Regions from separate parts of the Homo sapiens genome. Here regions 1 and 2 are each linked to region 3. The links are chromatin contacts, found by Hi-C in ENCODE. All regions are on one chromosome and are shown on one strand. The core of a region is the stretch at or near the end of the contact, and the rest is flanking DNA. Distances in the headings are between cores, read along the strand shown.

What was found. A loop is a pair of places that touch in the nucleus more often than their neighbours do. Pooled maps may share reads with other maps.
Region 1: a map of CD8-positive, alpha-beta T cell shows a loop between it and region 3 (15-fold over the local background). The contact joins the promoter of MBTPS1 here to the promoter of CENPN in region 3. A Hi-C loop is called at or near these places in 2 of 168 maps with a recorded cell type or tissue (CD8-positive, alpha-beta T cell and naive thymus-derived CD4-positive, alpha-beta T cell) and 10 of 50 pooled maps.
Region 2: a pooled map shows a loop between it and region 3 (9-fold over the local background). The contact joins the enhancer-like site here to the promoter of CENPN in region 3. A Hi-C loop is called at or near these places in 2 of 37 single-sample maps with no recorded cell type and 4 of 50 pooled maps.

Annotation. Positions count from the first base shown.
Region 1 is chr16:84,114,498-84,118,267 of GRCh38, reverse strand. It overlaps MBTPS1 (membrane bound transcription factor peptidase, site 1), which reads left to right and starts at 1,326. Exons shown (of 23, transcript NM_003791.4): 1 at 1,326-1,533. It overlaps MBTPS1-DT (MBTPS1 divergent transcript), which reads right to left and starts at 1,225. Exons shown (of 1, transcript NR_186375.1): 1 at 1-1,225. RefSeq lists an enhancer at 596-755 and silencers at 906-1,005, 1,406-1,835.
Region 2 is chr16:84,598,238-84,602,439 of GRCh38, reverse strand. The region is part of intron 2 of COTL1 (coactosin like F-actin binding protein 1); the gene reads left to right. Among named protein-coding and RNA genes, the nearest start is that of COTL1, 18 kb to the left of the region's middle. RefSeq lists enhancers at 2,083-2,232, 2,340-3,161, 3,904-4,202 and a silencer at 2,467-2,666. Within about 2 kb of position 2,824, at least 31 of the 41 ENCODE cell types and tissues checked have a DNase peak (open chromatin) inside an H3K27ac peak, as active enhancers do.
Region 3 is chr16:81,005,317-81,009,543 of GRCh38, reverse strand. CENPN (centromere protein N) reads right to left here and starts at 2,330. Exons shown (of 11, transcript NM_001100624.3): 1 at 2,267-2,330. CMC2 (C-X9-C motif containing 2) reads left to right here and starts at 2,659. Exons shown (of 4, transcript NM_020188.5): 1 at 2,659-2,810. RefSeq lists enhancers at 1,822-1,961, 2,272-2,381 and a silencer at 2,552-2,921.

The DNA of each region.
Region 1 (3,770 bases), core at 77-2,576, 3.1 Mb before region 3:
CCCCTATTTTTTAAAAAAATTATTTATTTATTTTTAAGGCAGAGTCTCGCTCTGTCGCCCAAGCTGGAGTGCAGTGGTACGATCTCAGCTCACTGCAACCTCCGCCTCCCAGGTTCAAGCGATTCTCTGCCTCAGCCTCCTGAGTTGCTGGGATTACAGTCATGCGCTACCACACTCAGCTAAGTTTTTATATTTTTGGTAGAGCCGGCGTTTCACCCATGTTGACCAGGCTGGTCTGAAACTTCTGACCTCAAGTGATCCGGCTGCCTCGGCCTCCCCAAGTGCTGGGATTACAGGCGCGAGCCACCCCGCCTGGCTAGTACCCCTATTTTTGTAATGAAGAAGCTGAGGTACAAAGAGGTTAAACAACCTGCTCAAAATTACGAAGTAGAAGCCTGAGGTGGGGTATGGTAATTTGTGATTCTACATTTATCCACCATATTAAGTCAACTGTGTTAAATCATGTTGAAGGAAGATGATGCGCTGTGATCTGTAATATTGGTGCAGTTCAGCATTACCGTGGTGCAGTGTCAAGTTCCAAAAGACACAAAACTGTCTGATCGGCCTGTAGCGCATCACCGCCCACCAGCAGTACCTGAAGACGCTTTCAGTCCCCTGCTAGTGCCGTACGGAGTCCGGGCTGGTCCATTTACATTGAAAACAAACTGATCCTAGCATCTAAGTCACCCAGACATCTTTTAGGCGGCAAGCTTTTCAGACAGTTTAACACATTTATTCTTGTTTTTTCAAAAAGAGCAAACACGTGGCGTTACAAAGGTCCTCCGTTTCGCACGCACCGGTGTCCCGGCAGCGCGCTGCGCGTCGGGAGGCCCAGTCTGTCGTCCCGTGGGGCCGGGGGTCAGGAGGTCGGGCAGGCGGGATTTGGGGTTTCGCGTGTTCCGGACCGGACACTTCGCCATCTTAACGAGCTACCGCCCGGGTTAAGGGGCACCCAGGGCAGGTGCCCGGCCGGGGGTGGGGTGTCCGAGCCGCCGGTGCCTGGACGTGGACCCCTGCAGGAAGGGTCCGCGCGGGAAGCGAGCTCTCCACGAGTCCATGACAGCAGGCCCGCGGGGGCAGGGAGCCTGCGCCAGGCAGTCTTTCTAGATCCTGGCCCAGCCTGGCCGCTTTCGCGCCCGTGCTCCTTTTCGGGGATCCTAGAGCGACGCGCAGAGCGGACCAAGGGTTCCCCCAGCGCGTTCTCGCCGCCTGGCAGCTCGCTGGCCACGCCCCTCCGCTTCCACCCTGCCACCGGCCCCCGCCGCCGCAAATGTCGCGAGACCTTCGTCCATCCTCCCGGCGTGGTCCCGCTGCCCACGGCGTCCAGAGCGCGCACGCAAGCCCCGGGAGCGCGGGACAGACAGGGCACGCTGGGTCGGCGGAGCTGAGGCTCCCAGCTGTGGGCCTCGCTGGCCCGGTCGCCCAGTCTCGCGAGAGTTGGGAGTAAACAGCCCCGAATGGAGTGCCCAGGCGTGTTCGCCGCGGAGGCGCCGTTATCCCGGGCCCGCCGGCCCTGAGCTCCCGGCGGCGCAGGTACGTCAGCCGCCCGCGCGCGGCCTCCCCGACCCGCTCCGCCTAGCGGCGGCGGCCCGCTCGCTCAGGTGTGCCGGTTGCGTCCGAGGCCCCGAGGCGAGGGCTGCGGGGGCCGGGCCGGGTCGGGGGAGGTGGGCGCGGGGCCTCCGGCGCTTGTTTGGACACAGCGTGCCTGTACCGCGGCCCTGCGGGGGTCTGCGCGCTCCGGCAGCTTGTTCCGTTGCCTGGTTTTCTTTACGTGAAATGAGCATTCACCGAGTGAAACAATACGCCCTGCTCTGGCCCGGAGCCTCCAGACAGACTCAATTCTAGGTGCGCTTCCGGGGCAGTGCTGGCGTCAGGTTTAAAAGACGTCGATTCTTTGCCTTATCTCGGTCTGTGCATATTGCGCTGCTGGTTTTTGGAAATGCGGGGATTCTGTTCGGCGAACTCTCAGAACCAGATTGCCTTTTAAACCTGTAGCTTCTTAAAAATCTTGCCTCGCCTTGGCATGGTTGCGCTACCTAAGACCGTTGTGGATCGTCAGTATTTTTATTAAGATGTTTACCTTTCATATTGGGTTGAGCCCCTGAGAATCTTGGCCTATTTGTCTACACAAATTAAGTTATTAGATTCTGATTGACACTTCGAAATTACGTGGAGTGGAATACGACCTGCGTTGAATTCTGGAGACTCATCCTTTAGTCTGAACTGTGTAGGTAAGCCCTCCTAACGTCAAGGTCTCCAATTGTATGTCTACGAAAAGGAGGGCTTGCAGAAGAGAAGTAATTCCTCTCATTTTTTTTTTTTTCAATCTGGAGAATCCGCTTTTATTATTTATACTTATTTTTTAATGTAAGAGCTTCATTGAAGTAGAATTTACATACCATAAAATCCACCTGTTTTAAGTGTACTATTCAGTGGTTTTTAGTAAATTTACAGCAGCACAGCCACTACCAAATCCACTTTTAGAACATTTCCGTTACCCCAAGACCTCTGATGCCCAGTTGTAGTCAATGCCCATTTCCAGGCCCCGCCACAGGCAACCTTTCATCTACTTTGTCTTTCTAGATTTGCCTTTAATGACTATTTCGTATATTCAGATGGAAACATATGATATGCGGCCTTTTGTGTCAGGCTTCTTTCACTTAGCATGTTTTCACAGTTCATCCATGTTGTAGCATGAATCAGGATTTCATTCCTTTTATGACCAAATAATATTCAGTTGTATGGCTATACCACATTTTGTTTAAGCATTTATGCAGAACACTTTTGACAAATAAAAGTTTATTTTATGCTCTAATGTGTGATGCGGATGACAGCAAAACTGTTGATTGAGAATGGGAGCTGGGACCTGACCCAGACACGTGTCAAACGACTGCACTCCCCAGGCACCCCGTATAATCAAGAGTTGGTCCTTTCTATATAAAAAGGGAAAATTCCAATGCAGAGCTTGCGGAACCTTTGAAGCACCTAGGGAAGAAGTGGGAGCTCTTCTAGTCAGGAGGTTAACAAGAACTAGGAAGGCTGGGCCGGGCGCGGTGGCTCACGCCTGTAATCCCACAATTTGGGAGGCCGAGGCGGGCGGATCACAAGGTCAGGTGTTCAAGACCAGCCTGGCCAACGTGGTGAAATCCCGTCTCTACTGAAAATACAAAAATTAGCTGGGCGCAATGGCAGGCGCCTGTAATCCCAGCTACTCGGGAGGCTGAGGCAGGAGAATCCCTTGAACCCAGGCGGCAGAGGTTGTAGTGAGCCAAGATCACGCCGCTGCATTCCAGCCTGGGCGACAGAGTGAGACTATGTCTCAAAAAACAAAAAACAAAAAAAAACTTGGAAGACTGAAGGCTAAGGTGAACTGTACATTGCTGCCATCAGTGCTGCGGAATTCTGCTTGAGGAAACGCTTTATTTATTTTTATTTTTTTGAGACAGAGTCTCGCTCTGTCGCCCAGGCTGGAGTGCAGTGGTGGATCTCGGCTCACTGCAACTTCTGCCTCCCGGGTTCAAGCGATTCTCCTGCCTCAGCCTCCCGAGTAGCCGGGACTGCAGGTGCCCGCCACCACACCCGGCTAATTTTTGTATTTTTAGTAGAGACGGGTTTTTACCATGTTGGTCAGGCTGGTTTCAGACTCCTTGACCTCATGATCCGCCCGCGTCGGCCTCCCAAAGTGCTGGGATTACAGGCGTGAGCTACCGCGCCCAGCTGAGGAAAGGCATTTTAAAGTAAAATAAGGAAGTTAGAAGTTTGGAGGTGCC
Region 2 (4,202 bases), core at 1,575-4,074, 3.6 Mb before region 3:
AGAATTGGTTTTATTCTTTTTTTTTTTTAATTAAAAGAAAAAAAGTTTTTTGAGACAGAGTCTCACTGTGGCCCAGGCTGGAGTGCAGTGGTGCGATCATAGTTCACTGCAGCCTCAACCTCCTGGGCTCAAGCAATCCTCCTGCCTCGGCCTCCCAAAGTGTTGGGATTACAGGTGTGAGCTGCTGTGCCCATCTGCTTGGTTTTACTCTTATAAAATGGCACCCCCCCCACCCCCATTGAACTGAAACGCAGCTGCAAATTTGGAACTGAAAAGCCTCTGAGAAGTCAAAGATGCCATGTAGATGCCCTTCATTTATTCGGGAAGTATGTATTGAGTACATGTGGGGCATCGTCTGGGTGCTTTGGATGTGCTAGGGAACGAGATTCCTTCCCTCCTGGAGTAGGGCTGAGCAAGCTGAAGGAGGCCTGTAGCTCATTCTGAGCCTTTAAGCTCTTAGTTTGCACACAGTTATCATCAGCTGCATCATATGCCCTTCTGGCTTGTGGTGAGTCGGAAAAAGAGAGAAGGGCTGGTGGAGGAAGGCGTTTTGAACTTGCCAGCAGAGGCTGTTGCTTTGTCTGGAGTTCTGTCACAATCTCCCTCTCAAATTGTCAACAAGAACCCTCTTTGTCCTTACCCTGTTCTCTGGAGGAACTCTGAGTCATCCTTCAAGACCCTGATCAGGATGGGTGCGGTGGCTTATGCCTGTAGTCCCAGCACTTTGGGAGGCCAGGATGGGGGGATCACGAGGTCAAGAGTTCGAGACCAGCCTGGCCAACATGGTGAAACCTGGTCTATATTAAAATACAAAAATTAGCTGGGTGTGGTGGAGCGTGCCAGTAATCCCAGCTACTCGGGAGGCTGAGGCAGGAGAACTGCTTGAACCCGGGAGGCGGAGGTTGCATGAGCCGAGATTGTGCCCCTGCACTCCAGCCTGGGTGACAGAGCAAGACTCCGTCTCGGGGGGATAAAAGAAAAAGACCCTAATCAAACATCACCTCCTCTGCAAAGCCAGTCCTGGTCACAGCTGCCCAGGCAGAGCGGATTTCCTTCTTTCCTTGATGCTCCTGTAACTGCCAGTCACAACTCTTTGCCATAGCAGTAATTTCATGGTATTCACACACTACATTTTTGTTTGCTATGGTAGACTGTATATTTTTTGAAGGTAGGGATTGCATTTTCAGCAAAATCCCTGTATCACAGATTGTCAGTAAGTGTTTGTCAAATAACCAACCCACAGCGATGGAAGAGGCAGCACAACAGTGAAAAGCAGACACAAGAGTATAAAGCAGTGTGTGCCAGGGCTGTTCAGTGATTGGGAGCCAGACGCTGAACCCCTCAGTGGCGCAGCGTCTCCTTATAGATGCTATAGATACTGTAATAAGGTCCTCAGAGCCTCCAGGGACTGCTTTACAGCCACTCTTCTCTAAGTCAGAGGGTGGAGTCAGGTCTAACACACTAACTCCCATTTAAGGAAGTAGAGAATTATCATGAAAGAAAGTGCTAGTGCTTTGTCATAGGGGGAAAACCTTTAGCTCTCGGTTTAATTTGGGTATCCAGATCAGCTTATACCCTGGAGGTTCTGCCGAAGTAATCATCTTTCTTTTCCTCTGGCCATCCTGTACTTCATTTTCTTATGTTCTCTGTCAAGCTAGGAAAGCTGGGTCATTCACACCTAGTGAAAATGCAATGAATCGGGGATCATTTGAGGAGTCTCCTGCGTGGGATATCAAACCGCATTTACAGTGTGAGCTCCAATGCAGAAACAATGTGCCTACACGCAGATACCCACACAATGCGGATCACATAAAGAAACAGAGCCTTGGCCGGGCGCAGTGGCTCGCGCCTGTAATCCTGGCTCTTTGGGAGACTGAGGCGGGCAGTTCACCTGAGGTCAGGGGTTCGAGATCAGCCTGGCCAACACGGTGAAAGCCCGTCTGTACTAAAACTACAAAAATTAGCCGAGCATGGTGGCAGGTGCCTGTAATCCCTGCTATTCAGGAGGCTGAGGCAGGAGAATCGCTTGAACCCAGGAGGCGGAGGTTGCAGTAAGCTGAGATCGTGCCACGGCACTGCAGGCTGGACAACAGAGCGAGATTTCGTCTCAAAAAAAAAAAAAAAAAAGAGCCTTTATTCATGCCCTATAAGGAATAAACCAAAAGGAGTTTAGAAATAAACAGAGTAATGGGTTTCAGTTTTTACACTTTTTAATACTTTTGCAAAGTTTTTTGAGCAGGACAGGAGGGTGTTTTTGGTTTGGTTTTGTTTTTGTCAACTGCAGGGAGTTACGAAAGTCACTCTGAAAAAAGACAGCAAGTGGTATAGTGATATCAGGCCTCTTAGTAATGAGAGCTCTCCCTTCAACTTCAGCAACGAACCTGGCCCCTTCCAGCCCCAGCCTCAGGCCCCCTCCCTCTTACAGACGTGGGCGGCCACTGAGCCCTCCTTCCTCTTTGGTGGCAAGAAGACATTTCTCCTTCCCCAGCCTTGCCCTCTCTCCCCTTAGCAGCCTGCTAGAAGCCAGCCGCTGCCATGGCGACTGCCCAGCTGTCCCCTTGCTCTGGGCAGCAGGATGTAAGAATTCTTTCCCATTTCCTTTCATCCTCGCTCCAGGGAGCTCCCTCGGTGGAAGCTGACAGCTCAGCTTTTTGGTGTGTGGGTTGTTTTTTCCCTTCCTGAGCCGTGTTTGCATAACCTCTCCGGAGTCTCTGTAAAGTTAGGGCAGCTTTAGAGTGAGCTGCAATCTTGCCGCTCTCTGGGGCAACTTCCTCCTGTCCTCCCCTTCCCCCTTTCTTTGGCCTTGCTCTAAAGTTCAGTGTTGGGTGGAAATTCTGAAATGATTCTTTTTTCTTTCCATTGGCCCACAGATAACGTATAAGGTGCCTATGACATGCCTGGCATGGTGATCAGTGCTGGGGCCATAACAAGACCCAGACAGATGTGAAAGTAGCTGAAAAGATCCAAAGGACTTACGCTAAAAAGTTTCTAGGGTGGTGGGGGATCCTTAATTTCTTCATTTTGCTTTTTTGTGTTTCTCATTATTCTACACCTAGTATGTGTTTTTGTAATGAAAAAAGGTTGTTCAAAACATTTGCAAAAGTGTTAAGAAAGTTACACAGTGCTCGACCCATAGCAGATCCTCCTTCCTCGGGGGTTTGGTCCTCCAGCCAGGACTGGCTTTGGCGATACGCAGAGGAGACTAGAATCTCTTTGGGGAAAAGGCAGAGGCCCCCAGTCAATGTGGATCCTGGGTGGGGGCCGCCCTGGTGAGAACACTGGGTGCCTGGTCAGAATCTCTTCCTCAGTGCTGACCTGAGCCTGAGATTTCAAGTTTGGGTGGGAGGGGGAAGGGGGGGAGGGGCAAGCCTTCAGAGCTTAGTGGGGACCATATGCCGTTTGTAACTTTTGGGGAGTTATTAGAGCGGCTCATCCTGGTGGCTTTGGTGATTACAGGTAATTCTTGCCTTTACCCCCCTCCCTAGCCCCTTTGTGGTCATCCTCTGTTTCTGTTGTCACTGGGTTTTCTCCCACATCCCCATCCCTTTGACTGCCCAGCAGCTCCAGCCTGATCACCCCCGACCCCGCTTGGACCCCCCCTGCTTGCTCCCCCCCACCCCTGCCGCTTGGTCCCCGCCGCCCCCACTTGGTTCTCCCGCTTGGTCTCCTGCTTGGTCTCCTTGTGTGGTCCTTCCCACCCCCACTGTCTCTCCTTTACCCCCTCTGGCCTTTCCCTGCCCCATCCCTCTCTCTTCCAGAGAGGTCGGGGTTGGTGGGGGGGGTTGGGGGGGAGAAGGGGAGGAGGAGGCACAGATGGGGAGGAGGTGGGAGAGGCGTAAAGGCACCTCCAGGACCCAGGGGAAAGGTCAGAGGAGAGCCAGGAGAGGGAAAGGCCAGAGAAAAGAGCATGTAACAGCCACCAGGGCCGGCTGCTGAGTTCACAGCTCTGCGCCAGGCGGTATCCTGAGAACGTTAGGATGCTGATTTGTTGACACAGATGAACTTACTTAGTAAATGAAGGCAGAGAACCTTGAAGAGATGACCTGGGCATTGGACTGAGGCTCCCTTTACCTACCTTCAGGGCCCTGCCTGGGGCTTCTAGGTCCCCACGGGTCCTTTGCAGGAGCCAAAGCTCCATCATTGGCTTCTGATGAGGCTTCATAGACCAGTGGAAGGAAGGGTCCGGCTCTTTTGAGAGTGAA
Region 3 (4,227 bases), core at 1,081-3,580:
ACAGGAGTCGGATTTGTTTCTTTGTGTAGTTACTGGACCATCTAAAGCCTTCACCATGGTCTACAAGGCCCCGTGTTGCGTGGCCCCTGCTTCCCTCTCCTTGGTTTTCTGAGCTCCAACTACACTAGTCTCTTAAATAATCTCTAGAGAAGGACCATTGTGCCTGCAGTTACAACTGCCTAGAAGGTTCTTCCTGCACATGTTCTCTCCAGTGACTTCTTGCAATTCTGGTGTTAGCTTAGATGGTTTCTCCTCAGACTTATCCTGACCACCCAACCAAAAGTTACTTCCCCACTCTCCACTGCTAATTGTTTTTTTCCTTTTTTTTAGACGGAATCTTGCTGGGTCACCCACATTAGAGTGTAGTAGTGGGATTTCTGCTCACTGCAGCCTCCTGCAGCCTCTGCCTCCCAGATTCAAATGATTCTCCTGCCTCAGCCTCCCGAGTATCTGGGATTACAGGTGTGCACCATGACACCCAACTAATTTTTCTACTTTTAGTAAAGATGGGGTTTCACCATGTTGGTCAGGCTGGTCTTGAACTCCCAAGCTCAAGTGATCCTCCCGCCTCGGCCTCCCAAAGTACTGGGATTACAGGCGTGAGCCTCTGCACCAGGCCATCCACTGCTAATTGTCTTTACAGAACTATCTGAAATTATCTTTTTAACTTTTCTTGTTTCTAAAATTGAGCTCCAGGGCAGGACGATGTTTTTATTCACAGCTATACTCCTAGACCAGAACTGCCTCACTATAGTCAGTAAGTCTAATCAGGCCAAGAACAGTCTAATGTGTCTTTGATAAATACTTGTGGAATGAATGCCTGAGGAGACAACCTGGGTGGTTTGGGGTTCAACAGTCAGTGAAACATCAAATCAACACCTCTCCCATTAAGAACACGGGCGAGGGGCCGGGAGCGCGCCGGGCGTGGTGTATCACTTGAGGTCAGTCGTTCAAGACCACCCAGGCCAACATGGTGAAACTCCGTCTCTACTAGAAATACAAAAATTAGCCGGGTGTCGTGACGCACACCTCTAGTCCCAGCTACTCGGGAGGCTGAGGCAAGAGAACAGCCTGAATCCGGGAGGAGGAGGTTGCAGTGAGCCGAGAACGTGCCACTGCCCTCCAACATGGGCGACAAAGCAAGACTCCGTCTCAAAAAAACAAAAAACAAACAAAAAAACCCACAGACGAGGCTACCCGTTAAAATGAAGATTCCTGGGCCCTATCAAATTAAACTGTGAGGAGGGCGCACGGAGGGCTTGAGATTTAGCATCTTTTAAAAAGTACGTCAGATGATTTATTCCGGGTAAAGTTTGCAGAACGCCAGTCTAAAGAAATTTGGTAGAGCGCCCTCAGTCTCACCAATTAAGACGGAAATCCCTTTAGTAAACGTTTACCCCGTGACCATTTTTAAACTTTCCTTTTTTTGTTGTTTCGGAGACACAGTCTCGCTTTGTCGCCCAGGGTGCAGTGCAGTGGCGCGATCTCGGGTCACTGCAACCTCCGCCTCCCGGGTTCATGCGCTTCTCCTGCCTCAGCCTCCCAAATAGCTGGGATTACAGGCACCCGATACCACGTCCGGTTAATTTTTGTATTTTTAGTAGAGACGGGGTTTCACCATGTTGGCCAGGCTGGTCTCGAACTCCTGACCTAAGGTGATCCGCCCACGTCGGTCTCCCAAAGTGTTGGGATTACAGGCGTAAACTACCGCGCCTGGCCCCATTTTAAAACTTTCTTTATACTTCCTAGCGTTTTAGTGTCTGACATACAGTAGATGCTCAAGATCTGTGGAACGCATGATCAAAAAGATCCATTTTAAGTAACGTTCCCGTAGCCACACACCTCTGCTGCGCTCCAACAGGCAATGCGAGGAGCAACGCAAGAGGGTACAGGGACAAAAAACGACGGAAGCCGAGGTGACAGAAAAGCAAAACCCCAACTCTGGGAAAGGAAGCAACCCCAGGATCGTAGAGCGGAGCCCCTGGTCACATGACCACACGGCCCTCCCCTGACGCAGTCGCGAGCCTACGAAAGGCTCCACCCGCCCCACCGCGGGCGAGGTGACGTCACAGCCGGCACAGCGCCACCGCCCCCTCACCTCGGCCCGAACCGTAGTTCCTCGCCCCGAGCCCGAGACCCAGCGCCAATCCTGCGCCTCACAACGTGCGACAATTGCGAAAAAGCCACCCCCGAGGCCTGGGATCTGGCTTCCTCAAGGCCCCACACCCTCCGGGGCCCGATCCAGTGCCGCCCGGGGCTCTCTTACCGGCCCACATCTCCTGCAGTCTCACTCCTCAAGAGCTGTTCCCGCTCGCCGCGCCTTCAAAGCCACCAATTGCAGTTCCCGCCGCCTCCAAGCTCCGCCCACCGGAGCACAAGCATCAGGCTGTGTCTTGGGCACAGGGGACTGCACGGGGGAGCGACTGAAGCGAAGGTCGCCGAGCCCCCCACGCCGCTCTTCTTAGAAGTGTGCAACCTTGCACCAGTAGTGGACTTACACATAGGCTCCGTTAGGACCTGGCTTATGTGCTCGGCTTGTGGCTTAGACGCTGCCGTGCCCCAGTGGACTCACTGTGCCTCCCCCCACGACGGACGGAAATGGGCCCCTCCAGGACAGGCGGCGCATGCGCCTTGGGGCCCGCGGGCGGCGGGGGCGAGGAGCCGGGAGCACGGTGGAGCGGTGGAGGGCGTCACTGGGTTTCGGCGTCTGGCAAGCGGTTCAGCTGTCTGCTCCCTAGCAGCCGGCCTTCGGGTCGGGCGTCTCCGCCGGCTACTGCCGCTTCAGTTCTCCCGGTGTGGCCACGAGTCGGGTGAGTCTCGGGAGTCCAGGCCGTTCCGAACGCGTTCCGTTGTTCCTCCTCAGGTCCCTGATGGCGCGTCCCGCCGAGCCCCTTCCTGCCGCCCGTCGGCCCCAGGAGGTGGGGACCAGGAAGACCCGGCTGCCGCAGGCCCACAGCCGGGCTGCTGCGCTGGGGAGGCTGCGAGCGAGGTGGCTGGGCGCTCGCTGGAACACGCTGGTGGCCGAGACAGGCCGTGGGCGTCGCTCGGGGTTGGGATCCGCCCGCCACTCACTCAACTGGCTGGTGACCTTGGGCGCGCTCCTCCCCTCCCGGAGCCGGGGCTTCCTCGCCGGTAAAATGGACCTTGAGGAATGGAGCCCTCAACACAGGGTTTGACACGATGAGCGCCCAATAAAGTGTTGTTATTGTTGTTTATCTAGCAATTGAGAATTTGCGGGTAGAAAACGGGGGCCGTTCAAGCAAGTCTCAGCTGCAGTGCCCTGTGATGTGAGAACCCACCAAGAGCCCCATCAGTACACTTTACTCTTTTTTCTCCTTTAATGCTTTTTTTTTCCAGGAAAGTAATACATTCATCTTGCTTTTCTTGCGTTTAAAGATCAGGCGTTTTACGTAGAGTCTTAAGTAAATCAGTTTTGGAAGTCTTCATTTAAAACCTCAAAGGCATGGAAGTTTTCGATGGCAAAGGAATTATGTTGTGATGCCATTCGTATCTCCTCTCCTTTATATGTATGGCTTTTGCACTTGTTTAGTTGATTTAAAATGAGTTTCTTTTTCATCCTTTTCCTACTGCGTTGAGGCCTGAACTAGTTGTCAGTTTCTGACATTCCGCGAACATCGATTGGGCATTTACCATGTGCATTGGCAAGAATGCTCCCTCACGAGCCTGTGCGTTCCTTGAGATGTGTGAACGAGTATTTTCCTCTGAAATTCACATGATTCTGGCAGAGTGCTAGGCACCTTGTAAGTCCTGGTAATGTTTATTCAGGGAAAGCTGCGAGGGCGCATTCTCTGAGAAACTCTTCGGTGGAAGTCAGAGTAGTTAAGCCCTTCTCCCTAGGCAGCACCCCCGGGTCCCTCCCAGAAGCAGCCTGGCATGGGGTCTACAGTGCCAGCGCCAGTCGCTTTCTTAGTGGTATCGGTTTAGAACTGGTCCTGTGATAAGTGGAAGTGGGCAGGGGAGGCCGTCCCCGACCGTGTCTGCGACCTCTGCTGCAGTATGGCTCATAGCTTGAAAAGTTGAAAAATAATTCTTTAATACCAGGGCCGAAATGTAGGCCTTAAAAATGTTTTATGTTATTTATTTATATATATATATATTTAAATTTTATTTTGAGACGGCGTCTTGTTTTGTCGCCCAGGCTGGAGTGCAGTGGCGCGATCTCGGCTCACTGCAACCTCCACCTCCCGAGTTCTAGTGATTCTCGTG